2 separate regions of the Homo sapiens genome follow, and region 1 is linked to region 2. A link is a contact called in ENCODE Hi-C or POLR2A ChIA-PET data. All regions are on one chromosome and are shown on one strand. The core of a region is the stretch at or near the end of the contact, and the rest is flanking DNA. Distances in the headings are between cores, read along the strand shown.

Region 1 (3,776 bases), core at 216-2,715, 1.9 Mb before region 2:
CTCATCAGGGCCTCACCAGATGAAGCCTACCCCTAGCAAGCTGGTCTGGAGCTGCAGTTGGGCCCAAGGGCTGGGTGAGCGCCTGGGGCTGTCCACAGTGAGCAGATTCAGCAGAATTGCAGAACGTGGCCACCCGGCTGACTGAGGAAGGCCCTGTCCCGTGGGCATAAAGCCAGGATTCCTTTGGCCTTTTGCTGCTGGAGGAAAACTAGGCTGATTCAGAAGGTCTCACCACTGCTCCCTAGCACTGACTAAAGTCCGGGATGTCAGACTATGAGGTCATATATCACAAGTCTCTGTACGCCTTTGATCCCCAGTTTCCACATCAATAAAATGGCGGTAATCATATCTGACGATTGGGCGGGATTCTATGAAATAATGCGCACAAAGCTCTGGCAAAACCCTATGTAATGGAAGATGTTACTGATGACCAGCACTCAAGTCCTTCCTCCAGCCTCCGCATGGAAAGTTCCCAAGTGTCCCTAGAAGTCTGGAACACTCTAATGTTGACTGGAAAGAATAAGATGGATCTCTTTTTCTGATATGGAAGCGTCCCAAATCCAGTCATACCAGCTGGGAGGCAGTGCCCGCTAGCGGTAAAAAGCATGGATTTTGGATTTGGACAGATCCCCCTGAATTGAAGGCACAAGGGAAACCACTTGTGCCTCTGGCCAAGTTAATTTTTCTCTCCAAGCGTCAGTTTCTCCACCTGTTAAAAAGTAACGGCAAACCTACCTCACTGGAGCTTAATAAGGATTAAGTGAAATAATGCAGGTCAAATATCCGAGCCTTGATATATATAAGCCTCATGTGTATGTGTTCCCATTTATGTAAAATAACAGTGTAAGCATATTCAAAGAAAGCAATTCAGAATGTACTCTTAAACTAAGCAATGGTTATCTTGGTGTGGGGAGTTGGGGAAACCAGGGGCCTGCCTTTTTCTCTATTATATAATGCTGCAAAGTTTGATCTTTAAAAAAGGACATTAAAAAGCCCAATTGTACTTTAAACAACACAAGTTTTAATACTTGGGTAAATAAATGGCATCTAAACAAAGAAAGAAACTGAAGGCAGAGCCAGGCCCAACCCTAGGAGACTGAGGAAGCGATTCTGCTTTGCCTGCCCCCAGCTCAACCCCTGCACTAAAACCCCCCGGCCCCAGCCCCAAGGTCCAGGGGGTTGTATTCCTGGGGGCGACCCGGCGCCCCTCAAGTCTCCCTCCTCTTGCACACACACACACACAAACCAGACTCGAATCCCCGCCTCCCAAGGGAAAGTGTTTTTTAAGGTCTGTTCCAGGGCCTGCCGGGGCCAGGGACCGAGGTGGGACTGAGTGGCCGGAACTCCTCCACCTGGGAGAGTCGGTCCGGGTAGCTGCGGCCAAGCTGAGTCAGCCCGGCGGGCGGCGCACGCGGCGCCGCGTGACCCGCAGCCACGTGACCCGCGCGGGGCCGGGCCGCCGGCGCAGTCGCTGCAGCCGCCGCGGGAGGCGTCCGTGTAAGTGGGTAGCAGGGCTGGCGGGGACCTTCCTCGCGGGCCGGAGCGCGGAGCGCTGCCCCAGCCCTACGGCACTCGGGGTCGGGACCCCGGGGAGCCGCCCTCACACATTTTCCAGGAGGGATCGGAGGGGCGATGGGGTGGTAATGGGGGTGGGGGACACGCTGTACCCCACCGACGACCGCGCGGGCCACCTTCGCCTCTTTCCTTCACACTCCCACTAACCGCAGTGCTGGGGGAACAAAATGTCCTCCTTCTGGAGCGATTACCTTTTCCCTTTTGTGCTTTGGGGGAAACTGAAGACCCAGAGGGGTTCGCAAAGCAAGGTGGGCCAGTAGGAAGACCCCTCCGCTAGTCCAGAGAGAGCACACAGCTCCCCAGGCAGAGCTCATTGCCCCACCTGCTCTAGTGGCCCAGCATGATCCCATGACCTCTCTACTTCTGGAGGAAGAGTCTTGGGGTAGACGGCGGGGAGGGGGTAGGGTATCCCGTTCCGGTAGGGGCAGGGATGAGGGAGGCGGGGCTGAGCCGAGCATCTATCTGGATGGTAACAGCCAACGTAGAAAATACTAAGTTGTTTACATGCATTCTCTCATTTCATATTACCCGTCGTGAAGTCTGTGAAGTAGGTACTATTGTCCCAATTTTTACATAGGAGGAAACGGCTCAGAGAGAACTTAGGTCCTTTGACCGAGGTCCTGCAGGTGGTAAGTGAAGGAGCTGAGATTAGAACCCAGATCTGCCCCCAGTGGCGCCTCCTCGTGGTCTGTGGGTGGTGGAGACGACTGGCCTAGCCTCTTAGCTCCTCTGTGAATAGAAAGGCCTTTTTCCTGGCTCAGACAGCTTGGGAAGGGGATTGTTGCTGGGTAAGAGAAGCTTCTCCCACCACCTCCATCTCTTTCTCTGCCCCTTACCATTGATTCCTTTCTGTCATCCCCTCTCCCCCACTGCAGGACAAGATGAAGCTCATCATCCTGGAGCACTATTCTCAGGCGAGCGAGTGGGCGGCTAAATACATCAGGAACCGCATCATCCAGTTTAACCCAGGGCCAGAGAAGTACTTCACCCTGGGGCTCCCCACTGGTGCGTTCTTGGATGGAGAGGGTGCCGTGGATAAGGGTGGAGAGAGTAGGCAACAGGGGCCAGGTACACCGGCTCACTCAGCCAAGGGACTTCACGGGGGCTCTGGGGTACTGGTGCTGAGAGAGCACCTTCCTGCCCCTTCCACATACAAAGGACCCAGCTTCCCTTATGGGTTGGTTTAGTCGCTGCCTGTCCCTGCAGAATCCTGGAGCAGAAGGGATCTTGGTTGGCAGGAAGAATTTGATTTTTAGGCTACATCCTAAGTCAGCCCTGTCCACCAGGGTTTCTTAACAGAATTAAGTCCTGATACCCTAAGGCATTCATTTTATGTAATGAATTAATTTCTCTTCTCTGCATCTAGAGGGGTACCAGCTAAGTACCATCCTTGGGAGAATTGAAAAGATAGTCACTTAGGTAATTTTCTGTAAGGCTTAATTAAACACAGGACCTAAATAAAAAACAGTTCTAATTTCTTTTGGAAAAAATCAAAATGTTGCTTTTTCAGAAAGATATTTTGACCCCAGCTCCTCAAGACAAATGTCCTGATTATTTCTTTCAGAGATGGATGGGTTTGCCCTAGTGGCCCTACCTGACCCATCCATTAGCGTGTCTATGTGTGTGTGTGTGTGTTGGAGGGGTCTTCAAACTTGTTCTTTTTCCTTTTTTTTTTTTTTTTTGGTCTTCCTTGCAGTCCAGACTTTTTCTGTAAATGGCCAGTAGTAAATATGTTAGACTTCACTAGCCATATAGTCTCTGTTGCAACAACTTAACCCTTCTGTTGTTTGAAAGCAGCTATAATTAGCCTGGCATGGTGGCGCTCACCTGTAGTCCCAGCTTCTTGGGAGGCTGAGGTAGGTGGATTGCTTGAGCCAGTAGATTGAGGCTGCAGTGAGCCATGATTGTGTCACTGTACTCCAGTCTGGGTGACAGTGAGACCCTGTCTCAAAAAAAGAAAAGACAATATATAAGTGAATGAGTATGGTTGTATGCCAATAAAACTGTATGGACACTGAAGTTTGAACTTATATAATTTTCACATGTCACAAAATATTATTCTTCTTTAATTAAAAAAAAAACTATTTAAAAATGTAAAAACCAGGCCAGGCATGGTGGCTCATATCTGTAATTTCAGCACTTTGGGAGGCTGAGGTAGGCAGATTGCTGGAGCCCAGGAGTTTGAGATTAGCCTGGGCAAC
Region 2 (3,466 bases), core at 238-2,737:
ACATTTTATGTACCCCAAAGGTCCAAACAGAACCGATGTAAATGTCAATAGCTGTCTCCCTTCCGGCTGATACTTAAATGGTTTTACTAGTACTCAAAGCAATGAAATCAGCAACTCTCTCTCCACACTCTAGTCAACACTCCAATTTCCAAAGCCGCAATTCGCAAACGTCAGTTGGGCGGGGGCGGTGGGGGATCTTGAAGTAATCCAAAAATTTCCTTTCCCCTTTGACAGTCCACCAAAAGATGTCAAACCAAATCCAGCCTATTGTAAAGCTCTGGGACCTCCCTTCCAAGGACACCGAACACAAGCTTAGACACCGCTGCGAAAAGCTGTCCAAAAGCGCCTGGCCGGACAGAAATGTAAGGAGCCCAGGCCAAAACGAATTAGAACCCCCAACAGAGGGTCCCGCAGACACCGCGGAAAAGAAGGTGGCATTTATTCCGGGGTAGACAGCTACGAACCAGTTACCCCAGCCAGTCTCTGGGGGCTCTCCAACCCAAGTTCAGGTTTATGGCAGATATATTGGTTGGGTGCCTTCCCCTACAAACATCACAGCCCGCCTCCGGGGCCCACCGCCGCTCACAGAGAAGACCCCTCAGCTTCACATCCGTTCCTTTTGCCCTCGGACAAAGGCAGAGGAGCTGTGGAGCTGACCCAGCGCTGTGGGGCAGTAAAAATGCCTTGTTCGGGCCACCCATCTTTGGGCCCGGCTTCATCTGCGATGTCAGCACCAAAGGTTTTTTTTTTTTTTTTCCTGGTTTTGTTTTGTTTTTACAACGCATCCTGGGCGGGTGTATGCATTTGGTGGTAGTGGGGTGGGGGGAACCGAACAGAGGAGGGGTTGGCAGTGAAGCCTGGGTTATAGAACTCTCCTTCCTCTCCCTCCTTCCAGGGTTGCCGTGCAGGGAGTGTCAGCCACGTCTAGCGCACAGTCCCAGGCCCCAGGGCGAAGGCGGCCAGGGGAAATGGGGCTCAGGGATTGCTAAGCAAACGCATCACTGGTGGTCTCCAGCGCCTGCGGAGGTAGGATCGCCTCTTTTCTTAAGGGGCGTGTTATTTTGTTCTCTTTTGAAAGTAGGAGGGGGTTCATTCGTTTCTCGCTGCGGGGGGTGGGAGAGAACGTTGCTGCACCGCCTGGGTCTCCAAGAGGGAGGGTGCGGGGATGTCTGCAATGGTACTATAATTATTCCTGGGCTGAGAGAGCAAGTAAAGGGGACGGGGCGAGCGTCACCTGGAGCTGTGGCAGTGGCAGCAGGGAAGGTCGCGAGGGGCTTACCCGGGCGGGCGGGCGCTGTCCTGCCGCAGGTGAGGGAGGGCGCAGGCTGGCGGGAGGGAGGGCGCGCGCGAGACAGGCGCGAGGAAGGGGGGAGGGGAGGAGGGCGCGCGCGCGCACACCTGTCCTGGACAGCGGCGCTAGCCGAGCTGCGCCTCACTTAGGCTCTGCGGGCTGAGGAGGAAGGAGGGCGGGCTGGCGGGCGGGGGCGGGACGCCGAGGGGAGGAGGAGGAGGCGGCTCGGATGGCTGGCTCGGCTCTCGCTCGCTCTCCCTCCCATGGGCAAGTCCGGCTCACACCCTGCTTCTCCCGCTCACTCACAGCCCCCTTGGCTCTCCCTCCTCCTCCTCCTTCCCCTGCGGGATCCGCTCGCCGCCGCCGCCGCCGCCGCAGACGGCAAGTCGTGGCAGCCAGACGTCGGCGCGTAACCCGGCGCTCCGTGCGTGACTCCAGGCGACGTCAGCGCGCGCTCCGCGTTCCCCACCCCTCCTCCCAACTCCGTGGCTCGCGCCCTTCGCTCTCGCGTCCCTCCGTTTTAGCTGCCGCCGCGGCGGCCGCCGAGCGCGCTCTTTCCGCCCCCTTCTCGCGCGTGAGCGCGCCCTATCGGCTCCTGGCGCGTCAACATTCCGCGGGCCAGGCCTTGGGGCGCGTCTGAGGAGGGGGATGTCTGTGGCCTCTCCGCCCACACTTCCTCCACCCACCGCCCACAGCGCCCCAGAAGGACCTATTACTCGTTTGGCTTCTGAAGGCCGAAGCCAGGCTCTGGCGGGGATAGAACCCTGAAGGGCCTGCGCCAGCTCCAACTTAGGGCCCTGTGCGTCGTTGCGACTTCTGCTACCACCCTATCACGCGGCACCCCCGCCCCAACTCCGCCCGGGTCTCTGAAGAGGCAATAGGCCTTTCATCTCCGGGGAAAGTCTCACCTTGGCCCTCAGACACCCGCCAAGAGGGGTCGGAAGGACAGAATTAGCATAGAGAAGAGTGGCTAGAGCACTTTTCAGGCTCTGGCCCCAGGAATCCTTGACAGGAAGCGTGGGGTTGCTGCCCAGCCTCCCACGCAGTGTAATATGTTGAAGCCGGGCCCCTTTGAGGGAATGCGACTTCCTTGGGCCGAGGGGGAAAGGGTAAAAGTTAATTTTCATAAAATGCTATGCAAGGGCTAAATGTGAAATTATAAAATGTCCTTTAAGACAGTCTTCTTGAAATCGTATCAAGTTTGACAAGATTTTTGGTGCACGGTAACGCTTTTGCTCGCTTTCTACGCTGTCACGTCTCCATCCTGCAACACTGAATACGTAGATGGAACGTGGATCAGCTAATAACTGCAGCAAAATAAAAACTGCATTTATCATCTTTATCATTATTTAAATAGACCTCCGAGAAGTCAAACTGTGATTTAGGAAAACTTAATCATTGCCTCAACCTATTTAACTATTTTGTTTTGAAGTTACTTTGCAAATATACCACAAAATCCCTCTTTGTTAGGCAGTGGTAGACTTTTAAACTCACTTGTTAGAGAATCTTTCCCAGAAGCATATCTAGTTGAGCCTGCGAGGCAAGTAGGACTAAGGTATAATTACTCCCATTTTACAGATGAAAATTTAGTTATCAAAATGTAAGTCAGTTGTTCAGCATTGTGAGGAGTCTATCACTGATAAAGGGAAAACTCTAAGGTCTATTATTGCCTGCTTTATTCACTAAACCAGAAATCTCTCAATTGTTTTTTTCCAAGTATCTTTTGCTGCCTCTTACGTATTGTAGGCAGTGCCTGATGGCTGAGAAGAATCGCAGAGGACTAGAAAAGGTTTGAGTCTGAAATTATCTGGCACAGAGGATTAAAGCTCAGAAATAAGTGATTGCGAAACAGTTCAACTTCCCTGTTAATGACAACAACAACAGCAACACGCTTATTAATTCCTAGCTGGAGGTGAGAAAATGAGACTGGCTTAAGGGTGATGGGTCATTTCCTTTGAATTGCTTCTTTATATTCACCTCATCTTTAGGTGGCAGCACTACTATATAAATATCCTTCGAAGTACAGTCTTCTGCATCTTAATATCCTAAAGGATATTCTGTCCTAAATGTTTCCAACTGTATTGTGGAGATTAGAAACTGGTGATTTAATGATCTAAAATCATAGCTGAGAATTAGAAAACTTGGAGGTTCTAGAGGAGGAAAAACAAAGGCTAT

What was found. A loop is a pair of places that touch in the nucleus more often than their neighbours do. ChIA-PET counts read pairs that join two places held with the same protein, here RNA polymerase II (POLR2A). Pooled maps may share reads with other maps.
Region 1: a pooled map shows a loop between it and region 2 (4-fold over the local background). The contact joins the promoter of GNPDA1 here to the promoter of MALINC1 in region 2. A Hi-C loop is called at or near these places in 4 of 50 pooled maps. POLR2A ChIA-PET finds 5 or more read pairs at or near these places in 2 of 52 experiments (B cell and T-cell).

The regions. Positions count from the first base shown.
Region 1 is chr5:142,010,716-142,014,491 of GRCh38, reverse strand. GNPDA1 (glucosamine-6-phosphate deaminase 1) reads left to right here and starts at 1,465. Exons shown (of 7, transcript NM_005471.5): 1 at 1,465-1,497; 2 at 2,451-2,580. The coding sequence starts at 2,457. RefSeq lists a cis regulatory region at 1-198 and silencers at 1,340-1,609, 2,281-2,340.
Region 2 is chr5:140,106,033-140,109,498 of GRCh38, reverse strand. It overlaps MALINC1 (mitosis associated long intergenic non-coding RNA 1), which reads left to right and starts at 1,487. Exons shown (of 4, transcript NR_102741.1): 1 at 1,487-2,090; 2 at 3,009-3,203. LOC124900193 reads left to right here and starts at 230. Exons shown (of 4, transcript XM_047417990.1): 1 at 230-1,715; 2 at 3,038-3,203. The coding sequence starts at 514. The coding sequence ends at 1,440. RefSeq lists enhancers at 676-1,177, 2,288-2,387 and silencers at 1,328-1,587, 1,598-1,657, 1,688-1,757.